2 separate regions of the Mus musculus genome follow, and region 2 is linked to region 1. Evidence: chromatin loops called from intact Hi-C (ENCODE). Cell type or tissue: heart. All regions are shown on one strand. Each heading gives the region's core, and the rest is flanking DNA. Links, peaks and the distances in the headings are about the cores only. Region 1 holds the start of Pip5k1a (phosphatidylinositol-4-phosphate 5-kinase, type 1 alpha). Region 2 has its middle 4.4 kb from the start of Sema6c.

The links. Hi-C counts contacts between places; a loop is a spot of excess contacts. Peaks named below come from ENCODE experiments on the same cell type or tissue, not always from the same donor. Only the 100,000 strongest peaks of a DNase experiment are listed, where the experiment ranks them.
Region 2: it touches region 1 in a loop (4-fold over the local background); 1 of 42 quality-filtered maps calls a loop at or near these places.

Annotation. Positions count from the first base shown.
Region 1 is chr3:95,105,953-95,111,323 of GRCm38, forward strand. It overlaps Pip5k1a (phosphatidylinositol-4-phosphate 5-kinase, type 1 alpha), which reads right to left and starts at 978. Exons shown (of 15, transcript NM_008847.3): 1 at 424-978. The coding sequence starts at 499. Vps72 (vacuolar protein sorting 72) reads left to right here and starts at 5,090. Exons shown (of 6, transcript NM_009336.2): 1 at 5,090-5,262. The coding sequence starts at 5,146. In heart, for the core only: CTCF peaks have their summits at 886 and 2,161 (motif pointing left); a DNase peak (open chromatin) is centred at 979; H3K4me3 peaks cover 1,946 bases; H3K27ac peaks cover 1,815 bases.
Region 2 is chr3:95,157,209-95,162,579 of GRCm38, forward strand. It overlaps a transcript of Sema6c not described here. Among named protein-coding and RNA genes, the nearest start is that of Sema6c, 4.4 kb to the right of the region's middle. In heart, for the core only: no CTCF peak of the experiment used is centred there; DNase peaks (open chromatin) are centred at 3,163 and 4,173; H3K4me3 peaks cover 2,853 bases; H3K27ac peaks cover 2,323 bases; H3K27me3 peaks cover 968 bases.

The DNA.
Region 1 (5,371 bases), core at 118-5,117:
CTTTATCTACCAATACTCCGTTTACGTTATTTTGTCTTATTAAGCCCAGATCCTGATGCATGCTAGACGAGATCTCCACTACTAAGCTGTATCCTCAGTCTCCACTGATTCGTTTCTCCACTCCTGTTGTCGTTTCTCTCTTAACCCCCAACCTTCAGTCTCCATCCTTCCTCCTCAAAGTTCTCAACGCAGTCGCCTCTGAGACACTGTGTGAGTTTTCGTCAGCTTCCCTTTTTCTCAGCGACATCCATCCTTTCCCCCAGACTCCTCTAGTAATAGAATTGTCTACTTCAAAGTCCGGTCCTGTCCTCCCTTAGGGGCAACCCCTCGGACATCCTCAACCACAGGTCCCCTCCCAGGACTCGGTCTTGTTCCCATCTCACAGTCCTCCTCAGTCGGCTGCCCGCGTCCCACCCGACTCACCTGCGGTACCAGCAGGGGCCCCGGCATCAAGGGATGAAAACCCGGCCGCCGCTGGCCCTGAGGAGGCGGACGCCATCTTGGCAGCCCCCTCCCCCTCAGCGGCTTCGCTCCCTTTCAATCCGGCTTTTCCTTTTCTCGGAATCGAATCTTCCCCACGTCTCTTCACAGAACCCGCGTTCGGCGGGCTTCTCACAGGCGTTGTTCAGGCTCCAGGACAAGCTCAGGACCGCACCACTTGCCCGGCATGGGGGAGAGCTGCAGTCTCGCACCTTCCTAGCAACTTGAACTGCTCTCCGCCAAAGCTACCTTCTCTTACCAGACAGGAACACTTGAGCCGGGCCCCGGGAGTCCCGCGTCTCGGATAGAACAAACCTAAAGGAAAACCTAGGCACCTGAGGTGCCCCCAAAAGCGAATGCCCCCCCTCCCTCACCTCCCCAGCCACTGCCTGTTTATCCCCAACTCCACCGCTCGGCTCAGGGTGGGCGGCCAAGGAAACCCCGGTATTGCGCATGCGCCACAGCTTCTCGGCGTTCGTCTATCTAGCCGGAGAAAAGAGAAGCCAATCAGAGGGGACTTCGGATCACGTGACAGATGATGCCACACCCCAAGGAATCCACCGACCGTAGACCGTGAGTCTACGGTGGCTCAGTAGGCCAATATAGGTTCGTATCTTTGATCGGGTTGCTAAGAACTCTTGTTAAGAATCAGCTGGACCGAGATGGACTGAGCTCCTCAAATGACAGTCCTGGAAAGAATTCGGAACGCAGCTCTGTGTCAAGTCCGAAATGTTAAGCTCTTGTGCACTACAAAACATCACAACCATCAAGAATTCTTCCAGCCTTTACTGTTTAAGGTGTCGGCTTGTGGGATCTTCCTTCTAAAGACATAAAAATAGATGTTTTGTTTACTTCAAACAGTGCTAGACACAGCGACAGAGTTCATTAAATGTAAATATTTGATAAATAAGGCAATGAGGATTTGTCAACAATATAAGAAGAAAAGTAAGAAAAATACATAAAAACAAAGTTTAAAAGACCTGATAAAAAAAAGACTACAGACTATCAAATAACCTCCCCCTATCCAAAGTCCTCCTTAGCATTCAGTTGCTAATTATCTATACTCCAAAGGGCATAGAAATACAGAGGGATTCTACTCTAGCCTAGTTGTCATATGAACTCTGCCCAGTTTTTTTTTTTTTTTTTTAAAGATTTATTTATTGATTATATGTAAGTACACTGTAGCTGTCTTCAGACACTCCAGAAGAGGGCATCAGATTTCATTAGGGATGGTTGTGAGCCACCATGTGGTTGCTGGGATTTGAACTCTGGATCTTCGGAAGAGCAGTCGGGTGCTCTTACCCACTGAGCCATCTCACCAGCCCTCTGCCCAGTTTTTACAAAGAACCCTAGCAGCTGTGAATATTATGGGAAGCCTAGGGAAGGCCTTTTTGAACAAGCGCTTCTGAAAAGCAAAGACTGTGTGCTAAAGTTCTATGTCCACCTCCTGTCACATTTTTGTACAAGGTAATCACTCAATAATTATTTGTGAAATGAATAAATAAAAGGCATGGGAAAAAACCTCCAGCTTATTGGTTCTAAAGTGGCCTGGACACCTATCCAGATGTTCCTCCAAAGGGAACCCAGGGCCAGAGTATCCATCAAATATCTCCCATTCCTTAACCTCAGATTTCTTCCTCTGCCTTCAAGACCTAAAATATTTGTTTCCTTACTGCCATCTGCTGGATTCTTTGTGCTCCCTTGGGTACTAAAGATTGACAAACTTCATTTGATAGAATTAGCATCACTAATTCAACAGCATTTTGACTCGGTAGCACTGAAGTATTGTATGTTGTACTGTACCTGAAACCTTCGCCCTGCTGTTACTGGTGTCAGACAGTGCTATTCACTCACAGGTGAAGTTGTGTCTCACAGATACTTAGTAAATACTGTTGAATAAATTGTCTATATTTCCAGAAAAGGCATTCAGTCACCTGGGAACTGTTAAGACCACTCATCAGATAAAGGCACCAAACTATGCCTAGGTCCATGAGATGGGATAAGAGAATTGATCCATTCAAGTTTTCCTCTGCCCTCCTCTTGCACAAGTTAACAAACACTTGAGTTAAGTGTAAACTCAGTTGATTCTATTTCCTAAGGTGCTCTAAAAATCAATTGAGGTAGAGATTAAAGCTATTTCAGACTCTGAAATTGTAAGTAGGCAAAAAGGACCTAAATGCATAAGGCAGTTAAAAACAGAATTATCTCCCTATAGTTTGTATTTCAGTTCTGAAAGAAAAATTAAAAAAAAAAAACATCTTAAGCTTCCTAGGGGCCTTTGTCTCTACATCGCCCAGGAAATGGCCACTGTCACAGCCCCACCTTGTGTTATCCGCTTATGTGTGTAACTCCCTCATAAGATGATACTTTTTAGAGCAAAGATGATGGCTTTTCATTTTTACAGTTCAAGAATGTAGACTATTGCCAGGCGGTGGTGGTGCATGTCTTTAATCCCAGCACTTGGGAGGCAGAGGCAGGTGGATTTCTGAGTTCCAGGCCAGCCTGGTCTACAGAGTGAGTTCCAGGACAGCCAGGGATATACACAGAGAAACCCAGTCTCAAAAAAAACAAAATAATAAATAATAATAATACACTATCTTTAAACATCTGGGCATGGTGGCACAGTATCTTTAAACATCTGGGCATGGTGGCACACTATCTTTAAACATCTGAGCATGGTAGCACACGCCTGAGGTTCCAGCTCCACAGATAGCTAAGATCCCTTAACTTGTTCCCTTGAGTTTTCTTCCCTTGAGTTTTCTTCCCTTTTTCTCCCCCGCCCCCAAATCTTGATTTCCAAAAGAGCCTGGACGATAGGCAAAATATAGCATACCTTTATCTCAGGGGTAAATGTAACCGAAAGGAGGGCTTGGAATGTTTAGGAAGCAGGTATCCTACCCCTCTGTCTCTCTGCCCCAGCTCTTACTCAGTCCCAAGGTGTCCTCTGAGTCACAGGGTTACTCTTCCCTAGTGACATTCCTAGCATAGCAGAACTGGGGTGACTGGGCAAGGTGTGGGAGCTGGGGCAGAGAAGAACGCTGTGGCTTGGTGCTCCTGAGGAAATGGCAAAGGGAGTTCACCAATACATACTTTCAGAAGGGAGGCAATCTGGTGACCTCAAAGAAGGGCCACCCATTCGGTTGTCAGTGCATGTAAGTGTGCTTTATCAAAGCACCTTTTGGGGATAGGGGTGTAGTTCAGAATTAGAGAACTTACCTATCTTATACACTACTCTGAATTTAATCCTTGGCATTAGAAAAAAAAAACAGAAACAAAAATAAAACCAAAAAACAGTAAAAGAATGAATACCTTCTTCATTTAGTCTTTCATTGTTTACCTAAACCTAGCCTATTGCAGGCATTCACATTCGTAGTATAGACAGATACAATCCTTGGCCTCACTTGGGATGTACCTTTGTAGTAGAATGCTTTTCTAGAGTTCCTGAGACCTTGGGTTCCATTCCCAGCAAAGAGGGGGAAACACACACACACACACACACACACACACTCCAAAACAAAAACAAAAACAAACTCTTCCCTTAACCTAGTAGCATGAAACACGGAGAAGACCATAGCAGACCAGTCTATGAGACTGGCAAGCTTGGAGTACATAGAGAACCAGTCTCCAAAACCAAAACTCAGCAGATAGAGGAGCCTGCCATCAAGCCTGGTGACCTGACTTTGACCCCAGATTCCACACAGTAAACGTGGAGAGCCAGTTCCTGCACATTTGTCTTCTGACCTCCACACCAGTGCAGTGGTACATGCTCACACACATGAACACAAACACATAGTTAAAAAAAAAAGTCATACAATTTTTAAAAAGATTTATTTATTTATTTTATGTATATGAGTACACTGTAGCTGTCTTCAGAAACACCAGAAGAGGACATCAGATCCCATTACAGATGGTTGTGAGCCACCATGTGGTTGCTGGAAATTGAATTCACTCAGGATCTCTGAAAGAGCTGTCGGTGCCCTCTCCCAGTGTGTCTGAAGACAACAATAGTGTACTCATATTAAATAAATAAATAAGTACATACATACATACATACTTTTTTTTTTTGAGACAGCTTTTCTCTGTATAGCCCTGGCCGTCCTGGAACTCACTCTGTAGACCAGGCTGGCCTTGAGCTCAGAAATCCACCTGCCTCTGCCTCCCAAGAGCTGGGATTAAAGGCGTGCGCCACCACTGCCTAGCATAAATAAATCTTAAAAAAAAAAAAAAAGTAGGAGCGGAGAAGGGAAAGGAGTTTGCTATGAGGCAGGCCTACTTGGCGCACACCTTTAATTCCATCACCGGGAGGCAGAGGCAGGAAGATCTCTGAGTTCGAGGGCAGCTTGCTTTACACAGGTAGCTCCAGGCCAGCCAGGACTGTAAAGTGTGATCCTGTCTGTAGAAAAACAAACAAAATATCTAGGTAAGGAGGAGGAACCCTGGTACTGTGCCCTAGGCGCTGCCTATGAGTGGCCACAGCAGCCACCAGCCACAAAGAGACTTAAGGTGAAAATAACTAGGACCTCTCGACGCTCGGCTGCTTTTGCTTGCAGACGCTGAACTTCCGTCATTGACGGTCGCCCGCAGGTAATAGTGTCGAGTGCCGATCTGCGAGAACCCCGAGCTGGGCCAGGGGCTGAAGGCGGCAGCGCAGTCGCTGTAGGCGGTATGAGTTTGGCTGGGGGCCGGGCCCCACGGAAAACCGCTGGGAACCGGCTTTCTGGGCTCCTGGAAGCAGAGGAGGAAGATGAGTTCTACCAGACAACTTACGGGGGTTTCACCGAGGCAAGAGCCGGGCCCAGGAAGAGGGAAAGAGAGAGGCGAGGAGAAGGGAAAACCCTGGACAAAGAGGAAGGGGGCGGGGATTGAGAAAGGCTCGGAAAGGCGCTCCGGG
Region 2 (5,371 bases), core at 205-5,204, 51 kb after region 1:
AGAAGAAGCCGTTGACTCCCCTGCAACTGGTGTTATGGATGGTTACGAACCATCCTATGGATGCCAGGACCTGAACCTGGGTCCTCTGAAAGAGCAAACACTTAGCCTCTCTGCAGCCCTGGCCTTGCTCTTTAATCCTTAGTAAACCGTAGGTCTTGTTTTAACTCGGATAATGACAGATACTCTTGAGCCTCTGATCTTCCTGCCTCTACTTCACGACTGCTGGGATACAGTATAGGTAGACACCAACACCCGGGTTACAGGTATCGGGGATTGAATCCAGGGCTTTGTGCATGCACCCTACCAACAGAGCCACATTCCCCAACCATAGTGGTCGCTATCTTTCTTGTAGAATGTTTTACCACAGCTGGGCATGGTGGCATCTACCTTTAATCCCAGCACTCTGAAAGTAGAGACAGGGGGATCTCTGGGTTCAACACTAGCTATTGTTATTGCTTTGGGAAACTTTTTTTTTGTAATTTATTTAGATTTTTAAAAATGTTATGTGTACATAACAGAATGAGTTCTCGGACAGCCAGATCTACACAGAGGAATCCTGTCTCAACTCTTCCTGCACACAAAAATAGTTTTAGAGAGTGTGTGTGTGTGTGTGTGTGTGAGAGAGAGAGAGAGAGAGAGAGAGAGAGAGAGAGAGAGAGAGATGTAGCACATTGTGTCAGTAGAGCTCATCCTGTGAGAGCTGATTCTTTTCTTTCACTATGTGGACCTCAGGGATTGAGCTCAGGGTTGTAAGGCTCGGCAGCAGATGCCTTTACCCACTGAGCCGTTGTCTCTCCAACCCACCGAAGTCATATATTTTTTTAAGATTTATTTATTTATTATATATAAGTACACTGTAGCTGTCTTCAGACACACCAGAAGAGGGCATCAGATCTCATTACAGATGGTTGTGAGCCACTGTGTGGTTGCTGTGAATTGAACTCAGGACCTCTGGAAGAGCAGTAAGTGCTCTTAACCGCTGAATCATCTCTTCAGCCTGAAAGTCATATTTCTCAATGTGGGATAATAAGCCACAGTAAATTGTGCTTGAGTTGTTTAATATGTATTGTGCTGAATTAAGGTTTGATCTTTCTTAAATTCTTAGAATTATGTTTTAATCCATATATACTAACCTATTCAGTAAGTTCATATTTTAATGAATATCTAAGTCCCATGCTAAAAGATAGGAAACATTTAAACCTCCACATGTTATGTATCTTTCTCCTAAAAATTCTTTAAAACCTTTAGAACAGTCTCTAACTCTCTCTCAAGACAGGGTTTCTCAGGCCGGGTGGTGGTGGTGCACACCTTTAATTCCAGCACTTGGGAGGCAGGGGCAGGTGGATTTCTGAGTTCAAGGCCAGCCTGGTCTAAAGAGTGAGTTCCAGGACAGCCAGGGCTACACAGAGAAACCCTGTCTCGAAAACAAAAACAAGACAGCTTTTATTTATTGTCATTGTTGTTTCTGTGTGTGTAAATGCTACAGTATGTGTGGAGGTCGGAGATAATGTTTGAGATTTGGTTCTATCCTTCCACCATGGTTTCTGGGTATCGATCATTTTTTTTTTAAGATTTATTTTATTTATATGAGTACACTGTAGCTGTCCTCAGACACACCAGAAGAGGGCATCGGATCTCATTACAGATGGTTGTGAGCCATCATGTGGTTGCTGGGAATTGAACTCAGGACCTTTGAAAGAGCAGTCAGTACCCTTAACTGTTGAGCCATCTCTCCAGCCCCTCTGGGTTCCAATCTTAAGCCCATAGGCTTTGAAACAAGTGCTTTTACTCATTAAGCCATTTTTCTTTGCTGGTCTATGTTCCATAATTTTACTGTCTGTTAAACCACTTTGGCTCCAGGATCCCTCAGCAGTTAACCGTGTTGTAGCTATTATTCCTTTCCCATTCTGTTTATCTCATGGCTTCCTTTGACCTTAAGTCTAGGAGTCTGTCTTGTTTCTCACTGTCATGTCTGTGTGTGAATCTTATTGCAGGACAGTTTGTTTGCCCATTTATTTATTCTATTCAGGACCCCCCACACACACACACACACTCAATTAAGGCTGCTGTAGAAATTGGTAACTCAACAGTTTTTCCCTTTAGTCCAGAGACCAAGCTGTGGGTAGAAGTACCCACTCAGACAACACTATCTTAGAATGTCAGTGTCTCCCAGGCCACCCACATTCCAGGGAATTTTGAAAATATCCTTTGTGCCAGCCCCACGCAAGGAAAAATCTTAGCAGGCAACACCAAGGTGAAAGCCAAGCAGAATTGTCTAAAGTAGCCTCCTTCTTCCTCTTCACTGACATTCCTCAAAAGAAAGGCCCTTTATTGGGGTCCCTCGGTCTTGGGGACAAGGAGCAGGTTTTGCCATTTGGAAGGATGTTCAAGAGCCTTTTGAGGAAGTGGGACACACTAATCTCGCGCATCTGTAGGGTCAGGGTAGCTGTTCACTCTCTCTCTTTGATGTCTCTGTATTTTTCTGAATCAATTGGTCTTGGTCTCCACCTGGCTTTGAGCTTTAGCCCTCCTACCTGTCCTCTTTTGTCAACCATCTGTCTCCTGACAGCCAGCGTCTAGCTTTCAGACTTAGTTTCTGGCATGGTGGCTCAGGGCTGACCTGTTCAGACTGTGGAGGTCGGTGGGGAGATGATGGGCACAAGATAAGTCGGAGGATACTTTCGCTTCTTAGGCCTCCTAAACTACATGCAGGCCTTCTTATTGGGGTCAGGATGAATATGAACCAGAGAAATCACACGGAGATGCAGAAGAGACACAGACAGAAGCTTAGGAAGGAGAATGCGGAGGGACAAGGCAGGAGACTCCCATGAGAGCAGGGTCGCCTAAGTCGTTGATGGAAGTGAGGGAGGATCGCGCAGGCTCTGACAGCCCAGCCCAGCCGAGGCCCCCTGGTTTCCTGTCTCTCTTCTCGTGTTGTCTTCCTTCCTGATTGTGACACTTCTGTCTGTCGGGACTTCTTTTCTACCAGCCTGTCTGTGTGCGTGTGTCTTATGTCCTCGTCTCAGAGATTGTCCGTGGGTCTTTCCATCTCGTGCCTGACTCTGGTCTCAGGCTCACCCTCTCCGTTTAGCTCTGGGTGGACCGTGCGCTCGGCGCCCCTCCTTCTTGTAGTATTATTGGTGAAGAGGTGGCAAGGAGGCAGTGTCTATCCCGCCGCTTAGTATTCCATTGGGCGGCGGGCCCGAGAGGCGGACCGGAGGCGGGCCCGGCTGGGAGGCGGGCGGGGCGGCTGGGGCCGAGCCCAGAGCCCCGGGCGGTCGCATTGTTTTCCTCCGCCGATCTGCGGCGGGAATAGGGGCTCGTACTCGGACCCGAGGCTCTTGTAACCCGACAGTGCCCTGGAGTCTAAATCTAAGCACGGACGTTCGTCACATCTTGCCGAAGCCCCAACCACGGATTGCGAACTCTGCGAGGCGCGGAGCTAGGGGCCGCCTGCTGCTCCCTGGACCTTGCTGACCCGGATCTCGGAGCAAGTACCTTGGGGTAGGGATGTAGCTATAGGGAGGGAAAGGAGCGCTACAAGAGAGGGTCAAGCTCCTAAGTGTCACAGGGACTCGAGTGGGTCCAGCGCGTCCTGTGCCTGGCAGAGTTAGGGTGCGTGGAGGAGGAGGGGACCGTGGCCGAGCCCAGCTGCACTGATGGGCGTAGGGTGTAGGCTTCTTTTCCGACTGGTCGTAGTCGCGTCCCGTAAGATTGGGGGTCATGGAAGGAAGGGGTGGGCTTTTTTTTTTTTTTTTTTTTGAGGCGCGCACAATGCAGAGGGTGGGAAGCCCAGCACCTTGCCTCTCCCTCGGGAAACTGAGGCTCCAAGACCTATGGAGAAGTAGACCTCTACACCCCTGCGGGGACTGGGAGGGGGACAAGTCCTTCTGGACATCGGTGTCGGGGTTGCTTCCCTGTCCTTGTGCAGGCTGGAGTCTGAGCACTCCTAGGGGGAGGGGTCGGCTTGGGCGAAGAGTCCAGGAGCCGGGCCAGGGAGAAGCATCGTTCCCCGCGCTCACCTCCACGCTTCACCTCATTCCGCCCTGGGCTTTGTTAGACTGGTCTCCCACGGAGGAGAGCGGGCCTGGCGACAGCATCCTAGTTCACCTACCCACTCCGCGCGGGCCTAGGGCCCGCCCTCGGCTATTCCAGCCTCTAGTCCTGTTTCCCTAGTCTGGGAGACCCGCCTCCGTCCCCCAAACCCAGATCTCATTCCCACTTGATCTGCGCCTGCAGGCCCCTCCAGCCCCTCCTCCCGCTAACGTGGCTCTGGGACCCGGTCCCGGCCCAGACGCTGCTACCCGCCCCTCCTCGGAGCCCCGGATCCAGTGAAGGGGAGACACGTCGAGCCCCTGGCCCCAGGCCCGTCTCAAGCTAGGCGCACGGGAAGCTCCAGACACCTGGTTTATCCACGTTGGGGGTGGGTGGGAGGGAGGATAAGTACAAAGCCTGGGACGGAGAGAGAAGGTTAGGGTAAAAGGATTTTGAGGCTCGGTGCACCTCCTGAGCCTCCTGAGGAAGGTGGGCAGGGGTGGGCAACCATGTCTATGACTTCCTGCTATTGTCCCCGGCCTGCCTCCCTATTCCTTCCCCTGCTCCTCTAGACACCGACTATGACCTCGGCCACTCCCCAGAGGTGGCTGTCTGGCTAAGAGGAAAGAAGGGGGGCTGGCTGTTTCATCTTTCTATCAAGGGGAGGACCTAAAAGGAGAAAGAATGGCCAGGTCTCTCCTTGGGATTTCTCCAGGTCACAGCATGCCTGTCCCCAGGCCAGGGATTGGATGGGAGCCACCCAGATGTTGCTCCCCCAAACAGCTTATGGGAAGCCCTCTTAAAGATGTATCATACTCGAGTCTAGTGGGCCAAGGAAAAGGCCAACCGAGTGTTTTTAGAGGCTGGTCTAACCCCGCTGAAAGTGAGCATGTGTTGGGGGGTCCTTAGTGTGAGAGATTAGGTAGGAGGGAAGCACTGTTTGCTCTCTGAGGAAATAAGGGGGTGAGGGTACTTGCTATCAGAGCATTTGCTTGGAAATGAAGAGCATGCAAATTAGATGCAAATTAGCCTCTATTGTCCCTAGCTAGGGAGCTTTTGCAGGAGGCTGTTGGAGTCTGAAGGTTTTAACATGGGAGTGGTCATCAGGCCCCACAACTCCCAGACAACCCTTTCCCCAACACTAGTCCTGCAGTTCCAGGAGTTTCTGGCTAAAGGCCAAAAGCTACCCTCATATCTTCCGGTGCGAAGCTGCCCTCATTTTGTAACCAAACAAAATGCACTCCCCTTAGCATCTCCCCAACACTGGCTTCAACAGCTTTTCCCAGGATTTGCACATTGACTTTTAAAGGATGTGGTGAGGGAGATGTGATTTAGT